Linked DNA regions of Homo sapiens: region 1 is linked to region 2. A link is an interaction called in ENCODE POLR2A ChIA-PET data of the cell type or tissue named here. Cell type or tissue: A673. All regions are shown on one strand. Each heading gives the region's core, and the rest is flanking DNA. Links, peaks and the distances in the headings are about the cores only.

Region 1 (16,157 bases), core at 8,019-10,518, 120 kb after region 2:
GGATTTGACTTGGAAACACATTGAGAAGTCCCTGGCGGCTGCCTCCTCAGTAACAGCCCCTCTGAAGCTGAGCCCGGGACGGGGAGGCTGTTTTGTATAAAGGGGCTCTGGGGACCTCAGTGATGGAGAATGGACTGAAACCTCTCCCCCAGAACTGCAGCATGCGCAGCTGAGCCCCCAGCACTTCCTGCAGGCCTGCCCCAGGGGCTGCAGAATTCCAGCCATCAAGCCTGTGTGGACAAGGGACGGGGCAGGGGAGGAAGGGACCCTGGAGTTCACAGATGGGAAAGGGCAGAAGCGCCGTCTCAGATAGCCCCAAGCCCTGGTCTCTTGGCCTTCGCCTTCCTGTTTTTTGTCACAACTGCATTGAACCTGTGATGTTACTTACGTAACAGTTTTCTTTAAATTGATTCACTTTTTAAAACCTGAATACAGTTATTTCAAAGGGAATTTGATATTGCTACTGTAAAGGGAAGATAGTAACACTCACCGTACATAGTAACCATGTAAATAAAATACAATAAAAACAAAACAATGTTGTTAAATTTTACCTAGAGCCTGAGACTTGTTCTCTCTCTCTCTGATAAAAAGGAAGATTAACAAGCGTCAGAGCTATGTTAAAGACAGGCTAGCACCCAACTAAGACTTTCTTCTTGATTATATCTGCCAGATAAAATACAAGATGCCCTGGCTCACTCCTGTAATCCCAGCACTTTGGGAGGCCGAGGTGGGTGAATCACCTGAGGTCAGGAGTTCGAGACCAGCCTGACCAACATGGAGAAACCCCGTCTCTACTAAAAATACAAAATTGGCTGGGCATGGTGGCGCATGCCTATAATCCCAGCTACTCGGGAGGCTGAGGTGGGACAATTGCTTGAACCCGGGAGACGGAGGTTGCGGTGAGCTGAGATTGCTCCATTGCACTCCAGCCTGGGCAACAAGAGTGAAACTCCGTCTGAAAAGAAAAGAAAAAGAAGAAGAAGAAGAAGAAGAAAAGATACAAGATGCCCATTAGGTTTGAATTTCAGATAAACAATGAATAATTTTTTAGTATATATCCTAAATATTGCGGAGGCCCTACTTACCCTGGAAAAAGTTATTTCTTATTTATCTGAAATTCAAATTAACTGGGTCTCCTGTATTTGTACTTGCTGAATCTGGCAACCCCACCCTCAATGAATGAAAGAGAGTTTTTAAAGGAACAGCTTTCTCACTGCTAAGTGATATTGGATAGTTCCATGTCCCTATGCCACCAAGAAAAAAAAATCTTGAGAAACACTGTTCTGATTCAAGGTGGAATTAGACCAACAAAACACGCTAGTGTGGGAATCTGCAAGTAGGTTAAGAACATCCCAAATGGGGGAAATTCTGACGGCTCCATGCAGGAGAAGGAGGCATTGGGGCTGGACCCATAGGCCAGCTAGTGTAAGACAGCAATCTTGGAGCCCGAGCACCCTTCCTCCCATTGAGCCATAGCCTGGAAGACAGAGGCCACTCCTCAGTGATTAAGGCTTGACCCTTCTTTCTGAAGACCGGGGATCTTGTGTTCGAGTGACTGTGGTTTGTGAGCTTGAGTGACTGAGTGTGTTTGCCCAAATCACACCCTCTCAAGATGGAAAAGGGCTTTTAAGGGTATCTCCTCTAATACCACCTACCAGTCCTGCCCACCCCATGTGGGCATCTGAACCTTGTGTCCAGTGATAGGGTGCTCACCACCTACCAAGGTATGTCTTTCCATCACTGGGCAGCTTAGGAAGCTCTTCCTTAGGCTGAACAGAAACCTGCCTTCCTGTTATGTCTCTGTAGATTAACCGCTGCCTTCTGAACAAAGTGCTCCCCTCTGTCCCGGGACAGTCCTTCAGAGCTGTATTGGTAGCCCACTGGAGTCTGAATAGACATACTTCTTTGAATTCTACCTGTTATGGCCTGGTCTCTGGCTTTCTCATTTGCGGAGAAATGGCCTTAGGCCCCCAGACCAGGGCATGCCTGGAGGCCCTGACTTGTGTGCTATCTTCAGGCAGGGAATAAGAATGAGGTTTGTCCTGGGAGCCGGGGCCAGGGCAGAGCCAGGACAAGGAGGAAAGCTCCTTTCTGAGCTTTTGGATGCTGAGTCTGCAGGAGTTGCAGGCAGAGCCCCGGAGACCTGGGTTCTGTTCCCTACGCAGTCCCTTATTTGTTGTGCAGCTTCAGGCAACACTCCTTTCCCTTCTGAGCCTTGGCTCTATTTTATATATTCCAGAAGTGGCTTGGCCTATTTCTTTTTATTTTTTTTGAGACAGGGTCTTGCTCTGTCTTCCAGGCTGGAGTGCAGTGATATGATCTCCGTTCACTGCAACCTCTGCCTCCCACACTCAAACCATCCTCTCACCTCCGCCTCCCAAGTACCTGAGACTACAGGCGTTCACCACCACACTGGCTAATTTTTGTGTTTTTGTAGAGATGGGGTTTTGCCTCACTGCCCAGGCTGGTCTTGAACTTCTGGGCTCAAGTAGTCCCCCTACTTGGGCCTCCCAAAGTTCTGGGATTACAGGCATGAGCCACCACGCCCGGGGTGTGGCCTATTTCTAACAATAAAAACATTTGTGTCTGTTCTGGTTGGCCAGTGCTGGCTGGAACTGTGATAAGAATTCAGAGGCGGTGTCTGGGTTTGGTGGGTAAATGGGCAGTGTGTGGTCAGTAGAATGGCAGTTTGAGAGCTATGTAGGTAACAGTCATGGAAGACTTAGGGGGCTGCCAGCTCTGGCAGTGCTTGGTTCTGGAATAATAAAGCCCCACAAAGTGAGGTGATAATGAAGTCAGACATGGGGCAGGGGGTGTCCCTGCTGGGTGGAGGGGCTTACCCTGCACGGCTGTGCTGACCCTGGCGCTGTCCTTCTTCAGCCTGCAGACGTGTGTTAGCTCCCACCCTGCCATCCAGATGGCCAGAGGACAGAGGCGCTCTGTGGAATCCTGTGTGTGGGCCAGGACTTGCGGCTTGAGGGTGGCGTGGAAGGCGGCAGGGGAGTCTGGCCAAGTGGGGCTGGGGCAGTGGAGATGGGGCTTCTCTGCCAGGGGGAAGATCTTTAGGGAACAAAAACTTGGGTCAGAGCTGGGGCTTGGCTGCTACACAAAGGGGCTTTCTCCCCATCCCTGCCTTGCAGAGCCAGGAGGCTGGAAGAGGGGAAAACCCAGACTCTGAGTAGCTCAGAGGGGTCAGAGCAAATCCTCAAGCTGGGCAGGATCCCTAAAAAGCAACCAGTCTTCCCCACAACCTACCAACAGGCCTTCCTGACAGATGGCTACAGAAATGGGTCCCTCCACCTGCCCCTGGATCTGCTGCCATCTCACTGTGTGGCCTTTGTCAAATTCCTTCCCCTCTCCCTGGGCCTCAGTTTCCCCAACTGTAAGAAGAAGGAATTGCACAGATGGTCACTAAAAGCTCTCCCGGGCCTCACATTTGCAGACTACAAGTTCTCTCATCATCATCAAGTCTTTCAGTTCACGGAGCACTTTCTTATTTACCACTTAGTTTATCCCTCAACAACCTGGGGAGGTGGGCGTGGTGAACATTATCCCCAGTTTTTTTCGGATGATAAAACTGAGGCTCAGAGATGGGGAAAGTCCTTCCAAGTTTGCACAGCAAGGTAATGGTCGAGCAGGACTCTTGCCGTTCTGTCCAGACCTCCATCAACTGCCCCAGAAGTTTGCAAGGGGCTTCAGTGGGGCCTGGATGCTGTGGAAGGAGGTCAGAGGCCTGAGAAGAGCAGATGTGGAGGATGAGGGAGATGGGATGAAGCAGGCATGATTGCTTCACTTGTCTGTTATTTTATATGGATTTCCATGTAGGAAATATTTTGAGGAAAAAAATATTTATGCCTAAAAAATTGGAAGACCCCGTGCTGTTGCAAGACTTCTCAGGTGGAAGCTGAGGCGGACCCTCTTCTGAGCTGCACAGACTCTGGGTTGGGTAGCTTTACCTGGGGATTAAGCAAGAACTTCATGTATCTAATGGAAATGAAGGGGATTTGCACATCTTAGATCGTAGACATTTAGCATGCGATGGCATTTGGGAAGAGGTTGGAAAAGTTCAAAACACATAGAATCACCAAGTATGAAAATGTCAGCACTGTGAGATGCTAATGCTGGAAGGATCTTCAGAAACCATCTTGTTCCTCCACCCTTCCCTGTTCTTCCCTGAAGGGAAACAGAGGCCCAGCGAGGAGAAGAACTTGGCTCAGGTCTCACAGCATCAGGAGCAACAGGACTACAAGTTGGGTCTCCACACTTGGCTGACAGTTTCGGCATAGGCCACTCTCTGGGTAGGCATTAGGAGTCAGGGGACAGGGGAGAGAGAAGAAAAGGAGGGATCTAGGGGCCTGGGGACAGGCAGACAAGAGGTATGTAAGGCCCAGCCACTCGCTGATAAGAGACCCACAATGTCATTCCAAAGGGCTATTTTATCAAGATGTAATTTTCTCCGCTGCAGACACTATTTTCTTTCTCGTGCAGACTGTGCTGGCCTTCGCGATAAGGCGCCTAGACATGTTCACACTAAGGCAGCCAAAACATGAGGCAGGAGGAAAAAAATTCCCTTCTTAATCTCCCCCCACCCCAGCCCACTCCCCCCTCATTTCCTCTCATTCTCTCCAAGTTCTCATGCCCCCCACCCCCCCAGCTGGCTGGCCCCTTCCTGCCTTCCCGTAAGTCGGCCCAACGGAGCCAGGAAGGTATGTGGCCCAGCGGCTCTTCTCAAAGGAGAGAAGCATGGAGGGGCCTCCCCTGGGAAAAGAGGCCCGGGCCACAGGCTCTCCCATGACCCTGCAAGGGCAGGTGGGTTGGGGGGAGGTCTTGTTTACAGGCTTGCCCCTAGAATCTTCTCTCCTCTGTCCCCACAATCTCTGCAAATAAAACACAGCTCTCTATAGTTTGGGGGTTTAAGCTGGAGGTGATGAGAGCCTCCCCCAACCACAGATTCTCTGCTTCCTGACCCCTACTCCTGACCTCCAAATCCAGGGCTTGATAGAGATTCCTGGGGGAGGGGGTCACCCTGCCTACTTTCCCCTAAACACCCCCAGAGAAGAGATCTGGCCAGATAGGAGACCTGGAATTCTGATCCCGCAAATCCAGCAGTCACTGTGGGACTAGTCCCTTTTGCTCTCTAGGCTCTCTAGGCCTCAGTTTTCCTATCTGCTCACTAAGAAGGCTGGACTCAGATATCCTGGCCTTGAAATTCTACATCTGGCTTTTTCAGAAGACGACGTTCGATCCCAGGCCTCCTAGGTACTTGGCGAGTTGACGGACGGCCCCCATGTATCAGTGCCCCGCCCCTGCTCTGCTCAGGAAGTCCACCCCGCCCTCCACATCTGGATGGAATTTACCCCCCAAGGCAACTCAATTACCAGTGATCTGATCAGGACGGCTCATGTGTCAGAGGGGGCCCTGGTGAAGGTTGCTCTGCCAGAGATGAAGGTTCCTGGGCCAGTGATCTACCCCTCCCACAGCCCAGGGTACCTTCTTGAGGTCCCTGGGTCCCAGAATGGGTCTGGTGAGCAGTGTCTCCTGCTGAGCAAGGGTAGGGGACCCAGAAGAGGCTGCCATCTCCTGCACGGGCTCAGATCCCCCATGCAAAGACCCAAGTCAGGGCAAGGAGGCTAGAAGGTAAGGGAAGATAGTGTATGCATTTCACACCCACGGGCCCCATCATGTACCCAACCATTAGAGTTTGCAAGGGCTGGAAAGCCTCATGACTTCTGTCCACATTCTGGATTCTAGAAGGGGAACCTAGATGGTAGGACTGGCACCTGCTTGCAGGGCTGTGATAGTGAGGGTTGGGGACCTAGTGCTGTGTCTCAATAAACCTCCCTTGGGAAATCAAGACAATCCTGCTGTCTTCCTGTGGCTTCTGCTAAGTTGGCTAGTGGGGGACAGTGGGCTTTGGAGCTTCCTGTTTCTTCAAGTCTCCATTTAACGCCTCTTACTCTGAGCCCATGCTCAAGGACTGTTTTCTTAGACATTGCACCTCTCGGCTGTGTCCCATCCCTCACCATCAACATACACAGGAGGCTCAGTGAGCCCAGGAGTTCTGGGACATAGTGTGCTGTGCTGATTGAGTGTCCACACTAAATTTGGTTTTGTTGTTTTGTTTTGTTTTGTTTTGTTTTTGAGACAGAGTTTTGCTCTTGTTGCCCATGCTGGAGTGCAATGGTGCAATCTCGGCTCACCGCAACCTCTGCCTCCCAGGTTCAAGCGATTCTCCTGCCTCAGCCCCTGGAGTAGCTGGGATTACAGGCACGCGTCACCACGCCTGGCTAATTTTTTTATATTTTTAGTAGAGACAAGGTTTCTCCATGTTGGTCAGGCTGGTCTGGAACTCCCAACCTCAGGTGATCCACCCACCTCGGCCTCCCAAAGAGCTGGGATTACAGTTGTGAGCCACTGTGCCCAGCCAGGTTTTTCTGGTTTTTGTTTTTGAGACAGAGTCTCGCTGTGTCACCCAGGCTGGAGTGCAGTGGCATGATCTTTGCTTACTGCAACCTGCGCTTCCCGGGTTCAAGTGATTCTCCTGCCTCAGCCTCCTGAGTAGCTGGCACTACAGGCGCATGCCACCACCCTGGCTAATTTTTGTATTTTTAGTAGAGACAGGGTTTCACCATCTTGCTCAGGTTGGTCTTGAACTCCTGACCTCAAGTGATCGGCCCACCTCAGCCTCCCAAAATGCTGGGATTACAGGCATGAGCCACCGCACCCAGACCACACTAAATTTGGCATGAATATAATGACTTCCTGGGGGTAGGAAACCACCCGGTTACCTAAGGAGGGACAAACTTCCCTGTATCAGAAACAGAGTGGGTCAAAACCCTCACACTCCTCAGTAGTGGGATCTTGCCTGTGAATACCCACTGCCCTCGCAACACATCGTGGTCACGGGTAGGGCTCGCCAGACCGAGGAAGCAGTGTCCCCCGCCCACAGAGAAACACACACTACCTCCTTCCATCTGAGAGTTTAACCAGGACCTCTCTGGCATCCAGCGCAGCAAATGTTCACGAATGCCAATTCAGAACAAGCACGGTGCTCAGCCCTGCTGCAGGGGGAAAGAAAAGACTGAGGCTGAGTCTCACTCCTCCAGGGGCTCATCCTGTCACCAGGGACAGAAAATGCTGCCCCTAGAGCCAGTCTGTGCTGCCGTGAAGGGCATAGGCTGGAGGTAGCAGGTTATACTCGTAGGACACACTTAAATACCCGCACTGCCACGGACAGGCTGGGGGGCTTTCAGCAAACAGTTCGGCCTCCCTACCAGCTTTCTGGGGTTGTCAGGAATGCGTGTATGGTGCATGTGAAACGCTTAGTACAGTGCCCGGCACAGAGGAAGTGCTCCATTAATGGCGGTTTTCTTATTATTTTATGAGATAATTAGTATCCAGATAAGTATCCAGATATAGTATCCAGATAAGTATCCCAGTACCTGGGAAACTTGCTATTGCAGAGCCCAGCCCAGAACTCCTACGAAACCCCCTTTCTAAAGAGGCCTCTGAACTGTTACCAACAGAGAGTTCCATGTGCAGAGACAACACAACTCATGGACTTTCCACATCAGCAAGCTGATGGTGGCGGTGGAAGGCAGGGGCCGCTGATGGTGGTGGGGAGGGAGGGGTCCCCAGAGGCCTGAAGGTGCAGGCTGACATGGTGGGGGGTCTGGCTTGGGAAGGAGGGGGAGGTTGAGGTGGGGCCAGGTTCACAGGGGCCTTGAATCAATCCCCTCTAGCCCCTCATATGGCCGGGGGACCTGCTGTCGGTTTATTGCAAGGGTGACGACAAGGACACGGAAGCGCTTGTTCAGGAAGCTGATTCTGGGGCCGGATGCAGGTTACACCGAGGGCCACCCATGGGCAAGGAGGCCTGTCAGGGCCTGTTGCAACCCAGACAGGATTTAATGCCAGGATCCATTCTCAACACAAAATTCCAGACAGGGAAATCACCATGTACCGGGCGAAGCCCCTCTCACATCCTTTAATATCACGTGATGCTCACAGTTGAGTGAAACGACGATCTCTGCTTCACAGGTAAAGAACCAGGTCCTTAGAGAAGGGACCCCACACACTTGCTAGTGGCATGGTGAGGCCAAGAACCCGGGAAGCAAGCTTCTGCATCAGTGCCCCCTTTTTCATGGATGGTTTGGGGGTGCTCTTCCTGGCAGGGGCCAGGAAAGTGACTGTTATTGGCTGTAGAGACACCCAGTGGTATGCGGTGCTGAGTAGTCTTGGGACCAATGCTGGGGCCAAGTACTGAGTGAGCCCCAGGAGGGTGACCCGCACTGGCTCTGGAGTCAGGGAATCCTGGTTGGAGGCCCAGCCCCCTTACCACCAGTGTGGCCTAGGGAGACATCTAAACCTCTCTGAGCCTCAGTTGCCCTAAAGTGAGGATGACTGTGGTACCTACTGCAAAGTGTATCGGAGAAGAGTCCCTGAGAAGACATCTGCGAAGACAGAGGCTCTTTCTGTACTGTGAGCCTGGGGGTCGGCGGTGGGGGCTTGTCTTACAGTAACTACTGCAGTGCCAGTGCTGGGCACAGGCTTGATTGTAGCAGGGACTCAATCAATATCATCATAATAAAGTGTTTGCATTTATCATGGGCACTTAGTAAGTGTCAAGCACTGTGTTAACTGCTTAACTAAATGGATGGTTAGGCAGTTGATGAGAAGGGATTGAATTCTAACAGGAGAGGGGAACTGAGGCCACCTCCGGAGAATGAATAGACATGAGTGGGGAAACTGCACAGACCCCAACCGAGGGACCCTGCCTGGAGGGAGCTGGGAACAGCTTGCCGGCAAAACCTTGCCAGCAAACACAAGCTCAGAAGAGCCGGGGTCGATTTTCTGTCCTGCCATCATTTTGCTGCGTGACTTTGGCCAAACCTCAGACCTCTCTGGGCCTCTGCTTTTGTTCCTAGAGAACAGATGGAGGGCGAGAGGGGACTTGGGAGCTGAACTGTAAAGGAGGGAGGCTCCTGCACCTGAGGCTTCCAGGTCTGTTGGGATCTGCCGGCCTGAAGGGGATTTCCTGGGGCCAGCCCCATTCCCAGCCCTGCTGACGTCACCCCTGGATGGGTGCCCAGAGTTGGAGGGGATGCCCAGAGCAGCACTCCAGTGGGAAAGGCAGGCGGGCACTCTCCCAGCCCACACAACAGCCCTCCCTCTGGGGCTCTGGGGTCTCCCCAGCCCATCCCCCAGGCAGGGAAGTGGGGATCCCTCCTGTTGAAAGAAGAAGGCACAGCCCCTTGGCCCAAATCCGGATTTGCTGTGTGACCTGAGGCAAGTCCCTGCCCCTTTCTGAGCCTTGGCTCCCCATCTCTGCAATGAGGATAGCAGAGATCCCAAGCTCTTCTGGAACTCTTAACACTCAGGGATCTGGCTGGGGGGTTAAGGGATCCGGGAAAGGGAAATGGGGCAGGGGGCTGGATTCCAGGGGCTTGCTTCCCACAATAGCACAGAAGGTATAGCGGGTGGTGGGAAGTGCTGTGGGATAAAGGGAGCCCCGAGTCCTCCAAGTGGCTCCAGGAAGGGGCAAAGCCAGCCTAAGGTTTTGGAAACATATTTATTTTTAAGTGTCCTGTGTCGCTGGGGGCTTTTTCTTCAGGTTTTGAAATGCTACAGAAGTCAGTACTCTGATGTGTGTGTTTGTCAAGCAGAATATGGGCTGTATTTATTCATCCTTTAGCCCAAGCCCTTAAAAATATAGACGGCTAATGTCTTCAGTATGTATGAAATATCCCATATGCTCGGAAACAAAAGGGGCTCTGTTATTAAAGTTTCATTTCCACACGCCCCCTCCCCTCCCTCCCGCCCGCCCCCCTGACACCCTGCCCTCCTCCCATCCCGCTCAGCCTGCTCCAGACAGAGCGCGAGTGAGGAGCAGGCGGGCAGGCGGCGGGCAGCCGGGCAGCCGTGGACAGAGGCCCGGGCACAGCCAGTTGCTGTGCCAGAGGGTGTGGTGTCCGGCTACAGGTGAGGGGGCGACCACAGGGAAAGAGAACAGGGCCTTCCAGGGGAGAGGGGGCCTCGGGGTCCCTGGGATGGCCAGTGGAGGAGTGGGGGTGGAGGTGGCCCTTCTTGCGGGTGCCTGTAGGGCCAGGGCCCTGGCAGGGCCTGGCTGTCTGGGACGGAAATGCCAGCTCTCCTGTTAACTGAAACCACATGTGTCTCCCAGGCAGCGGGGCAGAGACGCCGCCAAGCCTGGGGCTTGGGGCTGGGGGAGAAAAGATGCAGCTGGCCCCACCATGTGCCCCAGGGTGGGTGAGGGGCTGTGCAGGAGGGCTCGGGGTCATTTGCATCCGTACAAGTGAGAGTGTGTCAGAGTGTGAGTGAATGAGTTCTGTGCGTGTGCTTGTTGTATGAATGAGCGTGTGTGCACACGCGAGAGCCTGTCTGCAGGTCGGTGGGGTATTCCTGCTTGCAGGGCTGAAGTGGCCTCCTGTGGCCTAAGTCCTGGGCACACTCCTACCTGTCACCCAGAGCTTGGGAGCCTGCTGGCTGCCCCCTGGGAGGGTCCTCTGGGGTGAGAGGACACTCACCTGAGTAGGGGGTGGTCCTCACTGTGCAGAGACTCCCTTGTGACCACCATCCTCCTTCATTCCTTTTCTTTCAGCCCAGCTCAGTCTTCTGGCACCTGCACAACCTCTGCCCATTTCCCTGGGGGAAAAGCTGATAAGTAGAGCAAGGAGGTGATAACAATCTCGGCTCCCACATCTGTTTTCATCTTTTTCAGAGCAGTCACCTCCAGGAGCTCGGCATCACCACTGTAGCCCTGGCAGGTGAGAAAACCTAGCCTGAGTGAGGGACAGCTTCCTTATGGCCATCGGGGAGACAGTGGTGGGCCATCCAGACTCATCGGGGGCACAGAGGACACTGGGATGTGGGCTCAGCCTTGGTGCGAGGCTGGAGTCCACACTTTCAGGTTCTGTGGCAAATGGGGCTCCCAGAGGGCCTAGGTGACCTGAGTCCTGGATCATCTCTCCTTAAGGAATGAGCCTTACTGGGCGCCAGGCTCTGGGTTCTGGTGGTGGCCCTGCCACTGCCTTGCTACGGATGTTGGACACGTCTCCTCCTGTCTCCGGGCCTGTTTCCCTATCCCCACAATGGCAGAGTTGGGCCAGGATAGTGTTTTCCAAAGTCTGGTGTGTGCACCTCTGGCAGCCCATGAGACGGTGCCATGTAGACTGCCAATTTTCATTGTAACAAGGAGTGTGTGTTGTTTTTACCTACATTAGGGAAAGGTGTCTAAATAGCATATCAAGCCAGCGGGTAGTTGGAAATAAAGGAATAATGGACCCAAATGAATAAAAGCCGGGGATCAGGAGAAGATCCTTGTGTTCTGTCCCTTTTGGCAATGGGCTGTCATTACGCTTCCAGCATTTTATTTGTTTATTTATTTTTATTTGTTTATTTTATTTTTTTAGAGACAGAGTCTCGCTCTGTCACCCAGGCTGGAGTCTAGTAGCATGATCATAACTCTTCCAGCTGTTTTTTCTTTTATTTTTTGTAGAGACAGGGTCTCACTATGTTGCTCAGGCTGGTCTCAAACACCTGGCCACAAGCGATCCTTCCCTCATGGCTTCCCAGCGCGCTGGGATTACAGACATGAGCCACCACGTGTAGCCGCTTTCATCATTTTAAATGTTCCTAAGAGCGTTGGTTTTGACTGTCTAGGGCCTGAAGGTGTGATCTGCTATGTAGGCCATCTTTTGGCCCCCACAAACTAGCAACCGCCCTGTAATTCTGTGATTACAGAGTGGAAAGCCCAGTTGCCACCTTAGGGTGTGTGTGTGTGTGTGTGTGTGTGTGTGTGTGTGTGTGTGTGTGGTGTATGCTGTGAGTGCTATGTGGGAAGGGGCAGGGGATGGAATGCGCAGAGCTGGGGAAAAGATCAGCCATCCTGAGTAAAAGCTGGATGCCCAAGGTCACAGGCAAGGAGTTTGGGAAAGAGATTGTCCCCTGACTGACATTTTCAAGTGCTTTGTCCGGCCTCAGCCTGGCTTTGAATCACCAGGATGGGTGGGTAGGCGAGAGGCCACCCTGGCCTTGGCCTTTCCTGCCATTCAGCTCTGGCTCCCAGGCCACTTGGCTGCGTTTTATCTGCCAGCCCAGGACTAGCCAGGGAGAGGTGCACTGGGAGGGTGCAAGGGTTCTGGGGGGGCCCCTTGGCAAAGCTCCCCAGTCACTTCTCCAGGCAAAGCTGGTCAGAGCTGGCATCTTTCAGGACATACTCCCTCACCCTCCTCCCTTTCTGCTAGATTTGCTGTTGCCGTTAGTGTTACTTGTGACCACAGTTGCTTATATGTGGATATTCATTGGTGATTTGTCTCATCACCAGCTCTTTAGGGTAGCCTGACCCTGCTCTGCTGCAGGAAATGCAGCTCTCGGGACCATTCTTTCTTGTCTTGTCCTGCAACAGGCAAAGGGTACCAAGCTTTGGCTCCAGGATGTGGACAGCATCCTTGGGTAGGGACGAATTCACAGTCCCTTCTTGGTGAGGCAGAGATGCAGAGGAAGGAGCACAGGGCTGGGTCCACCTGATCCCTGACCCTGACATGCAGTGTGACCCTAGGCAAGCTCCTTGCCCTCTCTGGCCCACCTCTCCTCTGGCCCCAGGAGGCATTGTCCTTGATGAGGCTAAAGCGATTCTCTAGTGCTGCCCTAGGATGAAACAAAATGCTATTTCCAGGAGACTCTTGTTCTTATGGAAGGGTGCCTTTCCTAGGGGGAAGAACCTTGTGAGTTTTGGAGTTGGGCTTCCTGGAGATGGGCATATGGAGTCATCCACAGTCCTTGGGCCTGGATTCCCTTGAATCCTGTTTCAAACCCTGGGGAAGCTGCTGGCCATGATCAGGGGCATAGCCTCTGCCTGCAGAACATGCCACATTCTAACTGACCTTCAGTGGCCTTGTGGGTCCTGCTGAACCACTAGCAGCTATACCCAAGGCCAAGGGCAAACAGAGATCTGCTTCATGCTGTCCTGGCATGGGCACGGTTATAGAGAGATCTGCCTGACCAGGGAGCGGGAGGTGGCACTGCTATGTGGGGAGGATGAGCGCTTAAAGAGCAACTGCGTCCCAAAGAAACATTCTCATTTAAAAGCAAAACTGTTCCCATAACTGTGGTCTGCTTAAGTAAGCCACCCTGTTGGGCTAAGGAATGGGGTGCAGATGGAGGCTGAAGATTCTAGAACTTATTCACCGACAGTGATGCCCTGGGTTCTTGACTTCCTTAGATTTTACTTTGATTTCTTTTTCCTGGGTTTGGTAGGGGCAGTGTGTGGAAGTGGCAACAATGCAGTTTATCTATGGAGTCACATCCATATCTACCGGTGGCAATGTTAACTTTAGGCGAGGAAAAACTGAAGGTAGCTGCTGGGTGAGGCAAAAAGAAAAAGAAGAGAAACTAGGTGACCCCGTGCTCTGCTCCTGTAGTAGCCGTGGGAGCTCACCAGGCGACTGCGTCTCAACTCCACCTTCCTGACCTGTAAAATGGATTGTCGTGAAAATTCACGAGGTGGCGGCACAGAAGCCCTGGCACACACTGCGGCTGGCACTGAACAAATTGTAGCTCAAAGGTATCAGGCCTGCTGATAGCTCTGCTGGCTTAAGGAGGGGGTGTGATTGTCATTTTACAGAGGGGAGAATGCGGAAGCAAATGATATGCCCTAAGATGAGAGAAGAGCACCAACTCTTCTGCAGGCCTGGGTTCCAGTCCCATCCCCGCTCCCCATGGCTCCATAACTTCAAGCAGATTACTTAATCCCACCACGTCTGTGTTTCCTCATCTGTAAAGTGGGCAGGAATAGCACCTACCTCACAAGGCAGTTATGCGGATGAAATGAGCCAACCCTAAGCTCCTGGCACATAGTAGGTGCTCAATGAACACTCCTCTAGCTGAATGGAAACCCAGAGGCCTTTGCTCCTCAAATTGCTCCCCTCTGATAGTCCCTGCAGTTCCAAGTTGGGACCACGGCCTTTGTGAGTAGTGAGGTTGGACGGTCAGAGGCCCTGAGCCCCAGGTGGGGCTCTCCCTGAGGCTGGTCTCAAATCTTGCCATAAACACTACCAAAAGCACTTCTTGGAATGTTCTCCCTGAGTCTCCCAGGTTGGCGGGTGGTCAGGACTAGCACTCTTCCTTGTCACTGATAGCAGGGATGGTATGATGGTTCATACCTGAAGGATATTTAAAGAGATGAGGAAACTCAGAAAATTGAGGCTCAGATAGGGAAGGGGCCTCTGTGGGATCAATGTGGCAACAAGGCAGGGATGGAGGGGTGGGGGCAAGAAGGTAGGAAATCTTATGGGGAGAGGGGAAGGGGAGGCCCTTGGTACTTACCCGGACAGGGCCTCCTTCCCAGCTTCACTGGAGCAGGAATGGGTTAAAGGGGACCGGAAAGGAGAGGAAGAAAGCAAACAGAGTCAGGAGAAAAGCCTGGAGCTGCAAGCTCACTGGGGTTGTTTGGTCTGGCTGGACCACCTCCTGGGCCACTCCCAGCAGCTCTGCAGACAGACTCCAACCACCCCCACCACACACACACACATACACACACACACACACACACACACAGATATGCACACACTGATACACAGAGACACGTACAGACACACACATAAATATAGGCACAAACGCACGACAGTCACACAGACACACAAATACACACAGACAGATATACATAGACACACACAGATGCATACATACGTACCCAGAGACACATATACATCACACTTACACACTGTTACAAAGATACACACAAAGAAACACAATTACACAGATTACACACAGACACATATATACAAAATGCCACATAGAAACACGTACAGACACACAGATACACGCCCAGACACGTACATGTGCACACATACACACACGTGGATATCATGCAGATATCATGCAGATATCCACATAAACACAAGATTCACATACAAACATACACAATGAATACATATACACACAGACAGACATAGACACAGACACGCACACAGACACACAGCAGAAGAAGCTCCAAGCTGGAGGACAGATGCTGGGATGGCGTGTTTCTGTAGCTACTTCTGGTTCAACCTGCTCCCCTCTGCCCCAACAACTTACACAGTCTCAACCCCCTCACTGCAGTAATACCTACTGTATACTGGGCACTGCCACTGTCAGGCTCTGTTCTAAGCTCTTATATTGTTTCATCCTCACAACCACCCAGTGAGGTGGGCACTGTGATTATTCTTGATTTGTACATGGAGAAGAGGGGAAGTCACTTGCCCAAGGCCACACAGTTCGTTTTTGGCTTCTCCAAGGCAGGCTGCCTGTGTGCAGAGCCGGCTGCCGAACCATGCTGCCACACTGTCCCAGAGCACTGGGCTCTTGCTCTGCGCCGGGCATGGGGACCAGCACTTTCACCTCCAATATTGCCATGCCCTGTGGAGCAGCAACATGATTTTGCCTTTTCTCAGGTCCAGGGAGGGAAAGTGACCTGCCCACAGTCACAAGGGTTGGAAGGAACAGGGCTGAACGTCTGAGTGTGTGCTGAGCCAAGGCTTCAGTGAGGAGGAGAGGCAGGTGACAGGGGCTGGCCAACCGAGCAAATCTACAGTTAGGCTGAGCGCCCCTCAGCCGCCTCTTTCAGTGTCTTCCTTTCCTTGACCTGCCCCCAACTCCTGAGCCTGTACTTCTATCCTCCAGCCCTTCCCTGTCCAGTATCTGACGCCCTCACACTTGTTCTTCATCCAGCCTCAACAACTGTGTCCTGAATGGATTTAATAGTAGCCTTGGATAACTGTTGACAAAACATATTTCCCTTCCATTATTTTATTTCATCCTACATTGGGGGGAGGGGGAGGGGGTTATTATCTTTTGATAGACTTGAGTCTGGGCTCCAGTCCTTACTGAGAGTCCTTGTCAGCATGATGCCAAACTAACTTAAATACGTGTCAGGTCCTCCATTGGGCTCAAAATGCCAACTGCCTAGGTACAGGATGTGGGAGATATGGCATAAAAGTAGCAGTTATTTAGTGACGTCTTTGTGGGCCATAAGCGTAATAGGAACATAGCTGTCGAAAGAAAAAAAAAGCAAATCTGATGTTAGGCTGCATTAATAAAGGTAGAATGTCCAGAGTGAAGGAGGTTATGGTCTTACAATGCTCTGTGCTGGTCTGGGT
Region 2 (16,157 bases), core at 8,895-11,394:
CACCACCTGTGGGGGCTCACAGGACAAGCCTGAGTCTTCCTTCCCAGCAAAGGCAAGAGTGCTGGGTCCTGCCTCTCCCCTTACCCGAGCCACTGTCCTACAGGCTACAGGCCCTCCCTTGACACCAGTCTCTGCAGGTGGGCTTCAGGGACCCACACCAGGACTCTCAGCTCCTGGCAGGCCTCTCTGCTTCCCCATCCCTCAGCAAAGCTGTTCCTGGGACCCCAGTAGTGCAGGGGTCCTGCCAGCCTCTCCCGATTGGTAGATTACCTTTTCTTTCCATCTGGGTGACTGGCCCCTACATCCTGGTCTCTCAGTCCTGCCTGTTCCCAGCCCTGGGGAGAGGTGGGATGAGTGACTACAGGTGCTGGGGTGAGGGGGGGCACAGGAATCTCAGGTCGATTTCAGGAGCCCCAGGTCTGCCTGAAAAATGCTTTTTTTTTTCAACTTTAAGAGACTGAGGAGGAAGAAGGAAGAGGCTTTCTCATTGACAGAGTCACGAATTCCAAGGCAGTGCTGAGGGGCAGTGAGTCACCCAGAGGTCTCCACACAGAGCAGAAAGGCTGGAATCAGTCAGGCGGGGTCCTGGCGGAGTAAAACTAGAGCTGGGACTTGAAGGAAAGGGGTGCTGGGACTGTGATGAGGTTGGGGGGAGGCATTCTTGGCAGAAGGAATGCTGGACACATGACCCAGTCCCAGCCTGCCTGGATAGAGGGGTCAGAGGGTGACAGGATGGCCACGTAGGTCAGTGACTGAGGGCAGCCTGGAGGTTAGCCTTGGGTGTGTGTGTGTGTGTGTGTGTGTGTGTGTGTGTGTGTGTGTGTGAGAGAGAGAGAGAGAGAGAGAGAGAGAAAGAGAGAGAGACAGAGACAGACAGAGAGAGAGAATGAGAATATCCCAGTGAGCTATAGGGGAGCATTAGGTAAAAGTAACAGTAACAACTATAGTTTGGCTGGATGTGATGGCTCACGCCTGTAATCCCAACACTTTGGGAGGCCAAGGTGGGTGGATCACCTGAGGTCAGGAGTTCCAGACCAGCCTGGCCAACATGCCAAAACCCCGTCTCTACTAAAAATACAAAAAAGAATTAGCCGGGCATGGTGGTATGCGCCTGTAATCCCAGCTACTCAGGAGGCTGAGGCAGGAGAATCGCTTGAACCCGGGAGGCGGAGGTTGCAATGAGCCGAGATTGTGCCATTGCACTCCAGCCTGGGCAACAAGAACGAAACTCATCTCAAAAACAAACAAACAAACAAACAAACAAAAAACTATGCCAGGCATAGTGCTAAGCAATTTCCTAGTATTTCATTTAATCCTCTCAACAACCTTATAAGGTAAATACTATTATCCTCCTGCAAATAAACAATTGAAACCAAGTTAAATGACAGTAATTGAGGGCTGACCCTTGATTCTAACACAAGACAGTCTGATGTCAGAGCCCAAGCACTGGATGGAGGGCGAGTTGCAGAAGAAGGGAGGTGGGATTTGTATGGGGCATGCAGAGTCTGAGCATAAGTGAGTGTGACCGCATGCTTTGTGGGCTATGGGGCTTATCCCTGCCATTCCCCTCGCTCTTCCCACCCGCAGCCCCAGCTCCATCTCACCCCAGACACAGCCCAGACAGGTTGGAGTGAAGAAAGGGCCTTGGAATGATAAGAATGTCCATGCCTGTTGGAGCAGAGAGCCCCAGACAAGGGCTGGCCACCACACCGGTCCCAGAGCTGACTTCCCACAGGTCAGCACTGCTCCCTCACCCCCTGCTGGTATGTCTATAAGCACCTAGGAATGGCATCTGGGCTCAACTCTGGGAGTCCTTACCGGCTTCCAAGATACACAGGATAGGCAGAGGGGAATGCTAATAGACATTCTTCCAGGTCTAGTCCCAGCTCACCTGCTGGCCACCGCTGGTCTAGGCAGGCCCCTCTGACTCCCTGGGCCTCAGTTTCTCCATTTCTTTCTTTCTTTCTTTCTTTCTTTTTTTCAGACAGAGTCTCGCTCTGTCACCCAGGCTGGAGTGCAGTGGCGCAATCTTGGCTCACTGCAAGCTCCGCCTCCCGGGTTCATGCCATTCTCCTGCCTCAGCCTCCTGAGTAGCTGGGACTACAGGTGCCCGCCACCACGCCAGGCTAATTTTTTGTATTTTTAATAGAGACGGGGTTTCACCATGTTAGCCAGGATGGTCTCGATCTCCTGACCCTGTGATCCGCCCGCCTCGGCCTCCCAAAGTCCTGGGATTACAGGCTTGAGCCACCGTGCCCGGCAGTTTCTTCATTTCTATAAGGAGAATTGGATGTGTTCAGGGACAGGAGAATAACACAGAGAAACAAAGTGGTCTTGTGTGTGTGTATGGAGTGATGGGCATGGAGAACTGCAGACAACCTCCAGGCCAGGCAACTTCAACCACCCCTTCCTGCTTCACTCATTGGGAGCATTTTTGGATTCTGCTGTGCAGACACTGGGATCCTGAGTCAGCCACTTAACCTTTCAGTGTCCGTTTGAACCTCTCCCCTCTTCTGGGGGTTAATCTAATGTTTTGGTTTGAATGATGTCAAAAGTGTTAGTTCTAAAATGAAGAGAATCAGAATCGCAGAATGAGGAGGTCAGATGGTGGAGGAGTGGATGAGAAATGGCCTGTGGTGAGGGCAAGTCCAGGGCAGAGCCCCTCTGACCAGCAGCTGAGAGGATGGGAAGGAACAATCCCTGGACGGCCCTTCACACCTACCGCCCTGACGGCACCTGAGCCTAGCACTCTGCTCGCCAGGCCTGGACTCAGCCCTGGGCCCTGGACCAGGCCTTATCCTCAAGGGACTTTGAGCCTCTAGATGATAAGGGTCATCTAAAGACCACTTGTGCTTGGCAGTGTTTTACTTTTGTCAGGTTGTAATTGGTGCATTACAATGAACACAGTAAAAGGGGAAATGAACTGATTGACATTTATTTGTAGAAGCTGTCATCTTCTCTGTGTGAGCATTTTGTAGATCTTTTGGCCTCCATTCCTGTTCTCTTAGTCAAGCTAAATGGTCCAGGGACTGAAGATCCCACAGCTTGGCTCTTTTGCAAGGTGAGGGGATCTCCTGCAGGTTGGGCAAAGCTTCATTTTCTCTTCTGTACAATGCGGGTGAAAAAAATCTCCGCTGTGTCTACCTCTCAGGGCTGCTGTGGGGCACCAAGGAATTGGTGTACAGAATGAGAAAGTTCATTTGTTCTTTCTTTCTTTCTGTTTTTTTTTTTTTGGCGGGGGGGCGGTGGGGGGACGGAGTCTCGCTCTGTTGCCCAGGCTGGAGTGCAGTGACGTGATCTCAGCTCACTGCAAGCTCTGCCTCCTGGGCTCACGCCATTCTCCTGTCTCAGCCTCCCCAGCAGCTGGGACTACAGGCACCCGCCACCACGCCCAGCTAATTTTTTGTATTTTTAGTAGAGACAGGGTTTCATGAGGTTAGCCAGGATGGTCTCCTTCCCTCCCTCCCTCCCTCCCTCCCTCCCTTCCTTCCTTCCTTCCTCCTTCCTTCCTTCCTCTCTCTCTCTTTCTTTCTTTCTTTTTTTTTTTTTTTTGAGATGGGGTCTCACTCTGTCGCCCAGGCTGGAGTGCAGTGGCGCAATCTTGGCTCACTGCAACCTCCGCCTTCCGGGTTCAAGCAATTCTCCTGCCTCAGCCTCCCAAGTAGCTGGGACTACAGGCGCATGCCACCATGCCCAGTTAATTTTTGTATTTTTAGTAGAGACGGGGTTTCCCCATATTGGTCAGGCTGATCTTGAACTCCTGACCTCATGATCCACCTGCCTCGGCCTCCCAAAGTGCTGGGATTACAGGCGTGAGCCACCTTGCCTGGCTTCTTCCTGGTTTTTAGAAAGTACTTTCTGGCCAGGTGCTGTGGCTCACGCCTGTAATCCCAGCACTTTGGGAGGTCAAGGGTGGCAGATCACCTGAGGTCAGGAGTTTGAGACCAGCCTGGCCAACATGGTGAAACCCCCATCTCTACCAAACAAACAACAAAAAACAAACAAACAAACAAAATTAGTTGGGCGTGGTGGTGGGTGCCTATAATCCCAGCTACTCAGGAGGCTGAGGCAGGATAATTGCTTGAACCTGGGAGACAGAGGTTGCAGTGAGCTGAGATCGCGCCACTACACTCCAGCCTGGGCAACACGAGCGAAACTCCGTCACAAAAAACAAAACAAAACAAAACCAAAACCAGGAGGAAAGTACTACATGTGAAATGGATTGTGCTAGCAGCACACAGGAGTGAGGGATGAAGGTCTGGGAAGGCACAACATGCATCTTTAGGCTCTGCCTGAAACAGGAAACCTGGACCCCAAGACAGGACTTCTTTGGGAACCCACTGGAAGTGCTCTTCAAACAGCAGTGGCACTGATGAAAGTGGTGTGTAGAAGGAAAGGGCACGAGGGAATCCCGTGGAAGTGAGGGAAGGAGGCACAGAGCCCAGGTGGTCTTGGTGAATTTGGGGGCTTATGGCCCCTAGGTACTGGGAGGTAGTGTGAGTGGTGACAATAATTGCATCTTTTAGTTGGATGGACCCGGATTCCAAACGTCTTCTGCCACCCCTGTCTGTGTGACCTGGGGGAAGTTGCTGTACCTCTCTGGGCTGCTGAAGTAACAGATACAAGAAAGCAGGTGGCATGCATCAGAGTCAGTAATTAATTGCTGTGAATTACCCACATCCCCTATATCAGTCTTCGGTTTCTACATTTTATATCCATTGTATGGCTGAAGCAGGGATAGCCTTCCCATTTTACAGATTTTCTCTGCTGTTTGTTTAACAGATATCAAGGTCTGCCAGGAGGAAAACAGTCCTAGCACTTGAAAAGTTCAGTGTGTGTGTGTGTGTGTGTGTGTGTGTGTGTGTGTGTGTGTGTTGGGGGAGGGAGGGCGCAGTGGGGGGCGGAGGGAAAGAGAGAGGAAACTGTTACAGCATGTGGTCAATGCTGTAATTATGGTGACCATGTTCTCCAAACCACAAATCAGGTCACGTGGTCTGACAGAGGCTATTTTCTGCCTCCACTGAAGTCCAAACATGAAATCACATGTAGTTACACATTCATTGAATCACCTTTTCTTTTTTTTAAAGAAGCAAATGACATGAAATTTGGATTGTCCTTGACAAATCCTGCTATATTCCCAGAAAATCACTAGAGCTGTGACTGGGGCCCATACAGACCTCTAGCAGGAGCAAGAAGGTTTCCTGGACCAAGCGCTACTTAAGTGGGACCTTGAAGGCTAAATAGGTTTCCAGGCAGAGAAAAAGGTGGTGGCCTGGATGCCCTTGGGACAGGACTTACTCTTCCTGCTCTAAAGACAGCACTGGCCGGGTGTGGTGGCTCACGCCTATAATCTCAGCACTTTGGGAGGCCAAGGTGGGAGGATCACTTGAGCTGGGGAGCTCAAGACCAGCCTGGGCAACATAGGGAGACCCTGTATCTACAATTTTTTTTTTTTTTTTTGAGACAGAGTTTCGCTCTTGTTGCCCAGGCTGGAGTGCAGTGGCGTGAATTCAGCTCACTGCAACCTCCGCCTCCCAGGTTCAAGCGATTCTCCTGCGTCAGCCTCCCAAGTAGCTGGGATTACAGGCACCCGCCACCATGCCCGGCTAATTTTTTTTTTTGTATTTTTAATAGAGATGGGGTTTCACCATGTTGGCCAGGCTGGTCTCGAACTCCTGACCTCGTGATTCACCCGCCTCGGCCTCCCAAAGAGCTGGGATTACAGGCGTGAGCCACCGCGCCTGGACTTTTTTTTTTTTTTTTGAAACGGATGGAGTCTTGCTCTGTCACCCAGGCTGGAGTGCAGTGGCGCAATCTCGGCTCACCGCAACCTCTGCCTCCCAGGTTCAAGCGATTCTCTTGCCTCAGCCTCCCGAGTAGCTGGGATTACATACGTGCGTCACCATGCCTGGCTAATTTTTGTATTTTTAGTAGAGACCAGGTTTCACCATGTTGGCCAGGCTGGTCTTGAACTCCTGACCTCAGGTGATCCGCCCGCCTTGGCCTCCCAAAGTTCTGGGATTATAGGCATTAGACACTGCACCCGGCAATTCTTTTTTTTTTAAGAGACAAGGTCTCACCCTGTTACCCAGGCTAGAGTGCAGTGATGTCATCATGGCTCACTGCAGCCTCGATCTTCCAGGCTCAAGTGATCCTCCTACCTCAGCCTCTCAAGTACCTGGGACCACAGGCGCACAACACTATGCCTAGAGTATGTATGTATGTAGAGACGGGATCTCCCTATGTTACCCAGGCTGGTCTTGAACTCCTGGGCTCAAGTGATCCTCCTGCCTCAGCTCAGCCACTGTGCCCAGCCTCTGCAAAATTTTTCTTTTTAAATTAGGTGGCACGTGCCTGTAATTCCAGCTACTCAGGTGGCTGATGTGGGAGGATTGCTTGAGCCTGGGAGGTCCAGGCTGCAGTGGGCCATGATCACACCACTGCACTCCAACCTTGGCCACAGAACAAGACCCTGTTAAAAAAAGAAAGAAAGGAAGAAGGGAGGGAGGGAGGGAGAGAGACAGAAAAGTAGCTTGCTGGGAACTGGTGGTGCTGGCTGAAGTAGGCAACAGTGTTTGTTTTCAGTTACTTTTCACTTTCATTGTTCCAAAGACCAGCCCCAGCCTCCTAGGAAACAAAATTGTTACAGACTAAAACAACGTGGTTACACTGCGTTGTATCTTCCTATGCATTACGGCACTTTCTCACAGTGGACCGTATAGTCTTTGAGGACAGGAACCACATCTATCTTATTCATCTCTGTGTCTCCCTATTTCCCTTCTGCCACCAGGATGGTGTGAGGAAGACTATAGAAGAGGCACTAATAATTGTTGAATGAAGAGTGAAGTACCATTGATGGGCATTTTGTTAGGTAGACAGTGTCCTCTGTTTCATAATGAACCTGTGAACTTTCATTTCATCTGTTTATTCAGCAAGTATGTGCTGGTTGCCTACAATGTGCCTGGTGCTGTTTGGGGCACTGGGGCTCAGGGCGTCTGAGACACACACAGTCCTGCCCACATGGAGCTCACAATCTAGAGGGAGAGAGTGGCAGCTGACAGGTAACTACGAGGGTGATAAAGAGGGAGATGTGAAGTGTATACAGGAAGCCTGGTTTGGATTAGGGTCTGAGGAAAAGCCCAGGAGGAAATTAAGTTTAATTGGAGACTTATAGCTGGGGATGGTGGCATGTACCTGTGGTCCCAGATACTAGAGATGCTGAGATGGGAGGATTGCTTGAGTGCAAGAGTTTGAGGCTGCAGCAAGCTGTGATCTTGCTCACCGTACTTCAGCCCAGATGACACAGCGAGAGCCTGACACATTTAAAAAAAAAAAAAAAAAAAAAAAAGGCTGGTAATCCCAGCACTTTAGGAGGCCGAGGCAGGCAGAGACAGGCAGATTGCTTGAGCTCAGGAGTTCAAGACCAGCCTGGGCAACATGGTGAAACTCTGTCTCTATAAAAAATTAAAAATTAGCTGGGCTTGGTGGCATATGCCTGAAGTCCGAGCTACTTGGGAGGCTGAGGTGGGAGGATTGCTTGAGCCTGGAAGGTCAAGGCTGCAGGGAGCCGTGATCACACCACTGCACTCCAGCCTGCAGGAAAAAAAGAAAAAAGAAAAAAAGAAAAAAAAAAATCTCAGACCTAAAGGATCACAATGAATCATTCATCTAACATTTAAACAGTCAACCCTCTATACCCACAGATTCTGAATCTGTGGATTCGACCGACCATGGATCGAAAACATATTTTAAAAAATTGTCTGTATTGAACATGTGCAGACTTTTTTTGGGTCATTATTCTCTAAAAAATATAGCAATTCTTTGCATACAATTTACATTGTATTAGGTATTACAAGTAATCTAGAGATGATTTAAAGTATATGGGAGGATGTACATAGGTTATATGCAAATATTAAGCCATTTTATATCAGGGATATCCACACATTTTGATATCCATGAAATGTCCTGGAATCATTCCCCCATGGATACTGAGGGACAACTGTAACTGTACAGTGCTTGTCCTATAACAGATAACACACTAAGGGCTTTACATATTTAACTTATGTAATTCTCACAACAGCCCTGGGAGGTATGTTGTACTATTATTATCTACACTTTAGAGAGGAGGGCTGACCACAGAAAGTTTGAAAAACTGGCCCAAAGTCACATAGTTTATATGTGGCAGAGTCAGGATTCAAACCCAGGAAGCCTGGCTTGAGTCCATACTTTATTTTATTTATTTTTTTATTTTAAACTCTAATTTCATGGCATATTATGGCATCCCTACTCTAAATGGGAAATTAGGTAAAGGGGAAGGTGGAGTATACTGCGGAGGGCGGTGGAGCCAATAAGGCAGACAAGGCAAATAATTTATCCTGGGAACTATGGGCCATTCTGGTGGTTTTAATTAGGAAATGGTCATGATGAGGTTGCAATAGAGTCAGAGAGAGGGAGAGACACAGTGAGGAGGCTGTAAACATGGTCACGGCAGAGACCTGTGCAGCTTGGACTAGGGTGGTCGTGATAAAGAAGAGGGCCAGGTGCAGTGACTCACACCTGTAATCCCAGCACTTTGGGAGGCCGAGGCGGATGGATCACAAGATAAGGAGTTCAAGACCAGCCTGGCTAAGATGGTGAAACCCCATCTCTACTAAAGATACAAAAAAATTAGCCGGGCATGGTGGCAGGTGCCTGTAGTCCCAGCTACTCGGGAGGCTGAAGCAGAGAATTGCTTGAACTCGGGAGGTGGAGGTTGCAGTGAACCAAGATCGCGGCTCTGCACTCCAGCCTGGGCAACAGAGCAAGACTTCATCTCAAAAAGAAAAAAAAAAAAAAGAAAGAAAAGTGGGGTTGGGTTAGAGAAAAAAACTGGACATAGGACCTATGGGACTGGCTCATGGATGGGATGTAGGGACGAGTGGAGCATCAGGTTTTAGGACTGAACATGTGAATTGGACACACAGGAGGAAGAGAAGAAGCAGGTTGGTGAGTTCAGCCTTTGACTTGTTGGGTTGGAGCTGACTTTGGGACAGCCATCGAGGGTGTGAAGTGGGTAGTGGGAGCCACCTGGGGTTGAGGATGGAGTCTAGGCAGGGGGGCCCCTCAGCACAAAGATGGTCCTGTGGAGAGGGAGGAGCCAGGCTCTTAAGAGCAGTCTTCCTCAGAACCTCCCAGGGCGTGGTTAGAAATGTAGGTCCCATGCTTCACCTGGACCCACGGCAGCCACCTCCCTGGGTGGGCCCGGGCCTCGCCTCCTTATAGGTTCTCCGGGTGACAATGAGTTGGAAGGATTTGGGCCCAGCTCAGTGAAGAGCAACTCGGAAGACCTGAGAAGATGAGCAAGGGCTGCCAGAGACATGGAGTCGCCCCAACTCACAGGCTGCCTCCAAATGCTATGGATCTGCCACTCCCCTAGTGAGCCAGCGAGCTCAGCTCCCTGACCTGACTGGCCTGTTGGCTTCTGGCCCTTCCCTTCCCCTCCACATTCCCACAGGTTACTCTTATCACCTCTTTCACCTGTCTGCTCATTCGGCCAGGCCCTCAGGATAAGGTCTAGTCCGTGGACCTTATCACATACAAGGTCACTCATCATCTGCTCCTGACCAGCTCTCCAGTTTTCTTGCTCATTTTTTCCTCCCTGCTTCCTCCATCCCCTTCCCCCATGCAACACTCTGCTTTTCCTGAGCCTTCCACGTGGTCTTTGCACGAGTTGTTCCTTGTGCTGGGAATGTCCATCTCCCCACCCTGATCCCATCCATTCTTTCTGACCCTGCTCAGAAGCTGCCTCCCGTAAAATCTCCCTCATATGCTCCCCTCTGGCCGGGCACAGTGGCTCATGCCTGTAATCCCAGCACTTTGGGAGGCTGAGGTGGGTGGATCACTTGAGGTCAGGAGTTCAAGACCAGCCTGACCAACATGGTGAAACCCCATCTCTAATAAAAATACAAAAATTAGCCGGGCGTGGTGACAGGCACCTGTAATCCCAGTTACTCTGGAGGCTGAGGCAGGAGAATCGCTTGAACCCAGGAGGTGGAGGTTACAGCGAGCTGAGATCTCACCATTGCACTCCAACCTGGGTGACAGAGTGAGACTCCGTCTCAAAAAAAAAAAAACAAGGCTCCCCTCTCTTCCTTAAGCCACAGCCCACAGCATTATACTATATCTCACCAGCAGGCACTCAGCTCCACCAGCCTCTGGACATAAGGAGGGACATGCAGGTCATCTCCAAACAAATATGGACACTTCTTGGGAGTGCAAGCTCCCGTCTCTTTCAACTCTGCATCTGCCTTACCAGGAGCACAGTGCCTGGCACAGAAAAGATGCTCACAGGGCCTCATGCAGCTGGAAGGGACCCTCTAAGGCAGAAATTAGCATGACAAAGACCCAGACCATCTTCAAGGATTTTAGACTGCTGAGCACAGGAACACAGATCACCAAGGAGAATTTGCTGGTCTATGCTGGTTACCCTCACCAAACTGGTACAGTGACAGGACCATGTTCTAGGAAGTCACAAGCCTATCTCTGTATGTGGCCTGCAGTTTGGGCTTGTGGCCATCACCATCAGGTCCAGTCCTATCTGACTATACCCAGTCCAAAGATGTCACATGGTCACATATGGAAGTCAGAAGCTTGGTCCCGTCTCCCAGCATCTCACTTTGTTAAGGCCTCCGCTTCTTTCCCCCTCTGTGATATGAGTAGGCTGACAGAAAGCCCCTTTCCTCAACACAAGGAGGTTGGCTTTTGGAGGAAACAGGAGTCTGTCCCACTCTTACGCATCTGACTTGGCTTCTCTGTCCTCCTTTGCTTTGCTCTGGTGGCTTGTATATTTTTTGAGCTTTGTTCCTACAGTTAGATAATCTTGAGCCTCTGAAGGTCCTTAGGATTCCACCAATCCACTGTTTTCCAAATTTGCCCCAGCCTTACCCCCAGACCGGCAGATTCAGGGACTCCAGGGGCCTGGCGATCTGCATCCTTAGCAAGCCTCTTAAGGGATTCACTCATCTAACCCCACCCACTCTGTTTTTTTTTTTTTTTTTTTTGAGTCGGAGTCTTGCTCTGTCACCCAGGCTCTCTGCAAGCTCTGCCTCCCGGGTTCATGCCATTCTCCTGCCTCAGCCTCCGAAGTAGCTGGGACTATAGGCACCCGCCACCACGCCTGGCTAATTTTTTGTATTTTTAGTAGAGACAGGGTTTCACTGTGTTAGACAGGATGGTCTTGATCTCCTGACTTCGTGATCCAGCCGTCTCGGCCTCCCAGAGTGCTGGGATTACAGGCGTGAGCCAGCATGTCTGGCCTTTTTTTTTTTTTGAGACACAGTCTCAATCTATTGCCCAGGCTGGAGTGCAATGGCGTGATCTCGGCCCACTGCAAACTCTGCCTCTCAGGTTCAAGTGATTCTCCTGCCTCAGGCTCCCGAGTGGCTGGGATTACAGGTACGAACCACCACACCCGGCTAATGTTTGTATTTTTAGTAGAGACAGGGTTTCACCATGTTGGCCAGGCTAGTCTTGAACTCCTGACCTTGTGATCCACCACCTTGGCCTCCCAAAGTGCTGGGATTATAGGCATGAGCCACCACTCCCAGCCTTTTTTTTTTTTTCTTTGAGACAGAGTCTTGCTCTGTCACCCAGGATGGAGTGCAGTGGCATGGCTCACTGCAACCTCCACCTCCTTGGTTCAAGTGATTCTCTTGCTTCAGCCTCCTGAGTAGCTGGGATTACAGGCACCTGCCACCATGCCCCGCTAATTTTTTTTTTTTTTTTTTTGTATTTTTAGTAGAGATGGGTTTCACCATGTTAGCCAGGCTGGTCTCCAACTCCTGACCTCAAGTGATCCGCCCGCCTGAACCTCCCAAAGTGTTGGGGTCATAGGCATGAGCCACCACACCCGGCCTTGTATACTTTTTGAGCTTTGTTCCTACAATTGGATACTCTAAATTTTTTTTTTTTTTTTTTTTTTGATACGGAGTCTTGCTCTGTCACCCAGGCTGGGGTGCAGTGGCACGATCTCGGCTCACTGCAACCTCCACCTCCCGGGTTCAAGCGATTTTCTCCTGCCTCAGTCTCCTGAGTAGCTGGGATTACAGACATGCGCCACCACCCCCAGCTAATTTTTGTATTTTCAGTAGAGAGGAGGTTTCACCATGTTGGCCAGGCTGGTCTTGAACTCCTGACCTCGTGATCCGCCCGCCTCAGCCTCCCAAAGTGTTGGGATTACAGGCGTGAGCCACCGCGCCCGGCCCAGTTGGATAATCTTGAGCCTCTAAAGGTCCTTAGGAATCCACCAATCCACTGTTTCCCAGACTCAGGATCTCCAGGGCCGGGTGATCTGCATCCTTACAAGCTCCTTAAGGGATTCACTCATCCAACCCCACCCTGCTCATTTTACAGGCTGGCTCATGGGTGGCAGAAAGCCCTCCACTGGGAGCAGGCCGATCCGAGTGCCAGCCTAGGCTCTCATTAACCTGCCAAATCATCTCATCTCTCTGAGCCTCATTGTTCCCATCTGTTTAACGGGAACAACCACTGTCATCCTGCCTAATTTGCAGAGTCCTTGGGATAGCTAGAATAACAGGGGTTGGGGGGCAGGCTCAGCGGGAGAAGAGATTTGCACAAGGTCATTTACCTCTTCATCTGCTTGTTTTGTGCCAGGAGAGAGGATTCTGCTGGGAACAACTTGTTGGGAAAGATGACATTCTAGTAAACAATGAAACCAGTAAATGAACCACATAATCACGATAAAGGGGTTTTCGAGAGTCAGGGCAAAGGTGTGTGTTGGGGGAGGGAGGGTCTGCCCAGGAGGGGTCATTCTGGCAGAGCACTGGTGGTCGGGGAGCTGTCCCAGGAGGTCCTGGAGAGCTGTCACAAGCCCAGGGGTGGAAGAGCCTGGAGGCCCTCTCGAGCCCAGCCAGAGCGTTCCCAGGGCCCTCGGAGCCGCCGCGGGCGCGGGTCTTTGTCTCCCACATTCTCTCTGCCGCCTCTCCCGACCCCCAGCGCTGTTTCGTCTCTGACCCCGAATAACTTGTTGGTTTCCCCCCGGGCTTTGTTTCCCGGGGGTCACCGCCTCGGGGACGCCGGGCAGCCGCCCCGGCCCTCGTGGGTCCTGCATCTGACACCCCCTCCGGCCCCCGCCCCCTACCCGCTCGGAGATAGGGGTCAAAGGCAGCCCGCGTCACGTGGTCGCCGAGCAGCACCGAATCGGCCGGGAGGGCCGAGGGAGAATCCGGGTGGAAGTCGAGAAATCCAGCCCCGATAGCAGCGCTCGGTCCCGCCCCGGCCCCCGCCCCGGGGCGCTCACCGCACGCCCGCCGGCCGCCCCGGCCTCCGGAGCTCTTCTCTGGCCGGCACCCACGCGGCATCACGGGATCGAACCCCGCTCCCAGCGGCCGCGATTCGGGGAGGTAGGCGCTGGGCCGAGGAGGTAAGGGGAGACGGGCTTGGGGGCTCTCGGCGCACGGGTACGCCCCTCTGGGCTAGGGGGCGAGGCAGCGCGCCCCAACCTTCAGTCTCCAGGGAGACCCCTCCCCGCTGCGGGACGAGGGGGAGGCTGCGAGCTGCCCCGGCGCAGCGCCGGGCCGGGACTGGGGGCTGGGCACCGGGAGGGAGCGGGAGGGGGAGGAGAGCGGGCGGGAGGAGGCGGCGGCGGCGGCGTGGAGCGGGGGTGGGAGCGGCGGGAGGCGGCCGCGAAGGGGTTAACCCTGGCCCGGGCCGGAGCCCGGAGGCGCACGCACGGCCCGGGGGACCCAGGCGTCCCGCTCCTCGCCGGGAGCGCCCCTTCCCCCGAGTGGCGCCCCAGCCGTGGCAGGTAAGAGGCCGAGAGGGCCCGGGCCTGCCAGTCCCCTGTCGCCCAGCCGGTGGGGCCCGAGCCCGGCGTGCAGGCCGCGCGGGGCCCCCAGCGGCCGCCGGCGCAAGTTTGGTGCGGGCGGGCGCCGGGCGGGCGGGTGGAGTCGGCCGGGCCCCGCGCGCGGGGGTGGGAGGACAAAGGGTAGGGGGCCGCGCGGGGCCGGGGGCAGGCTGGGGTGCGGGCGAGGGCAGCGCGGCAGCTGTAGGTCACGGATAATGTCACTCACGAGGAATGCCCCCTCCCCCTCCCCTGCTCCCGAACAGGGGAAACTTTTGTCTAGCGAGGGAGGGGGTTAGAGGCCGGGTCCTGGCTTCGCGAAGGCTGAGGCAGCCGGACCGGTTTTCTGCGGGCTCTGAGCGGCCTGCTGTCTAACTCCCCTCCTCCCTCAGGGTCTCGGGAGCAAGAAGTTCTCCCTTTGCACGCAGCTCTTTAACGCCCTGGGACAGGGGTGAGGAGGGGGCGCCGGTGGGACGGGTGGGCTCTAGGACCGGCCGGGAATCTGGGGACTGGCCACTTGGCTTTTTGCAGATTCGAGCAGCCCGGTGTGCCCTGCGAGGCTAAGGGAATACAGAGCCCCACCCCCTGAACGCCCATTGTTGCCCTCCCCACCCAGGAGAGCTTTCAGAATGGCCTGCGGGCAGTTTTGCCCCCAGGTCTCTTCAGAGCGACCTGGCTGTTTGTCAGTTTCCAGCGGTGTGACCTTGAGTGGGTTCCTTACCTTCCCCTAGCCTCAGTTTCTTCACCTGTAAAATGGGGAGAATGGTATTTGCTAGAATGAGGATGAGAGGAGTGTGTGGTATTTCAGTAAATGGTGTCATGCTTATATTCAACAAGTACATTTCACGTTTACTGTGTGTTAGGGCGCTGGACTAATTCATTGCTTTACATACATTCTCTCATTTAATTCTCCCGCATTACTATTAACCACATTTTACGGAGGGGCAAACTGAGGCGCAGGGTTGTAAAGGTCACACAGATAGAAAGTGGTGGAGCTTGGATTTTACCTCCCTCTCTCAGCCTGTGTCTCAGCCACAGATCTCTAGAGTGTCTTGCTGTGACAGCTCACAGTTTATTTCTCCTTTTTTTTTTTTTTTTTTTTTTACAACTTTGGCCCTGTACAGTTTCATTTTCAATTGAAATTATGGGGACATCTGTCCTCTTCCCCATTTTCCCCACCGGCAGGTAATGCTCTCTTCTGCCTGGTACTTGTTCCAAGTGAGGTCTTGTGCCCTGGCTCTTGTTAGCATGGGCAGCTGGAGCAGGAGGGAGGTCAGTTGGAGACTGGGCCTGGAACTCCGTAATGGTCCAAGTGCTGTTGCTGGCTGCTGTGTCTATGGCAGTGCGGATGGTGCAGGGAGAAGCCTGTCTCCCTGGCTCTGACTGGAGACAGCTGGTGGCTTTGTCAACAGGCCTCTCTCCCTAGCACCCAGGGACAGCCACATCTTTACTTCTCTTTCAGACCAGGTTACTTTCAGATCAGCAGGGGGCAGAGGTAGGGCAAGGGTGTTCTTGTGTAACTTGGCCATGGCAGGGGTTCTCATTGCTAACTAATAGACGGGTCTGGATGCGCAGAGTCCTTGAGGATAGTAATAGTGTCAGGATTGCAGAACCCTAATGGAGAATGCATGTGTGTACAGGTCCCTGAGCCTAGCTAGCTCAGTATTGGGCACCCTGTAGGCCCTCAGTAAATATCCCACAAGTGAATACGTGAAGTGGCTTAGATTTCTGCTGGCTTTCACACCCTGGGTTGGCCCAATCATTTGGTGGGGGTGACATCTTATGAGTACTGATCGGGCTCTGATTGAGGTCCTTGAGTAATTACTTTAAAAATGGAAAACAAATTGCAATTTAATTAACAACATCTTAAATCTAGGGCTGAGAGAGAGTGTGGTGGGTGGGGGTAGATAATGAGAGAAGTTCTTGGGGAAGGAAAGTTTGTGCATTTCAGCCTGCTCCGAGGGGTGTTCCAGCACTGTGTCTGGGTTTTGCAGGGTTTGTAGGCTTTTTGAGGGCCCTGGAAATAGGGGGCCCTCCTGGGCTGATAGTTCAGCTTGTAGGAATAAATGTGGAAATTCCGTTGCTTTGCTGGACATTGAGGGGACTCAGAAAAGCAGGGCATTGAATGGAGGAGTTGGAAGGCTGACTCGTCATATGGTCAGACTGTCCTTGTCATTGTGGTCAGAGCAAGAGGAAAGGCCTCTGGGGGAATCAACAAGTAAAGGGAGGGCCCCAGCAAGCAAGAGAACATGGATAGTGAGCCTCCTGTCGCAAGGAGGTATGCGACGAACAGTTTTGTAATCACAAGTTGAGGATG

Evidence for each region. ChIA-PET counts read pairs that join two places held together with the same protein. Peaks named below come from ENCODE experiments on the same cell type or tissue, not always from the same donor. Only the 100,000 strongest peaks of a DNase experiment are listed, where the experiment ranks them.
Region 1: POLR2A ChIA-PET joins it to region 2 with 9 read pairs; 3 of 35 experiments call an interaction of 5 or more read pairs at or near these places.

Annotation. Positions count from the first base shown.
Region 1 is chr5:150,591,208-150,607,364 of GRCh38, forward strand. It overlaps a transcript of SYNPO not described here. Among named protein-coding and RNA genes, the nearest start is that of SYNPO, 41 kb to the right of the region's middle. In A673, for the core only: no CTCF peak of the experiment used is centred there; DNase peaks (open chromatin) are centred at 9,084 and 10,164; H3K27ac peaks cover 1,425 bases.
Region 2 is chr5:150,472,604-150,488,760 of GRCh38, forward strand. NDST1-AS1 (NDST1 antisense RNA 1) reads right to left here and starts at 13,389. Exons shown (of 3, transcript NR_105061.1): 1 at 13,298-13,389; 2 at 12,626-12,696; 3 at 2,913-3,156. RefSeq lists enhancers at 4,217-4,386, 12,965-13,620, a cis regulatory region at 4,302 and a silencer at 13,153-13,942. In A673, for the core only: no CTCF peak of the experiment used is centred there; no DNase peak of the experiment used is centred there.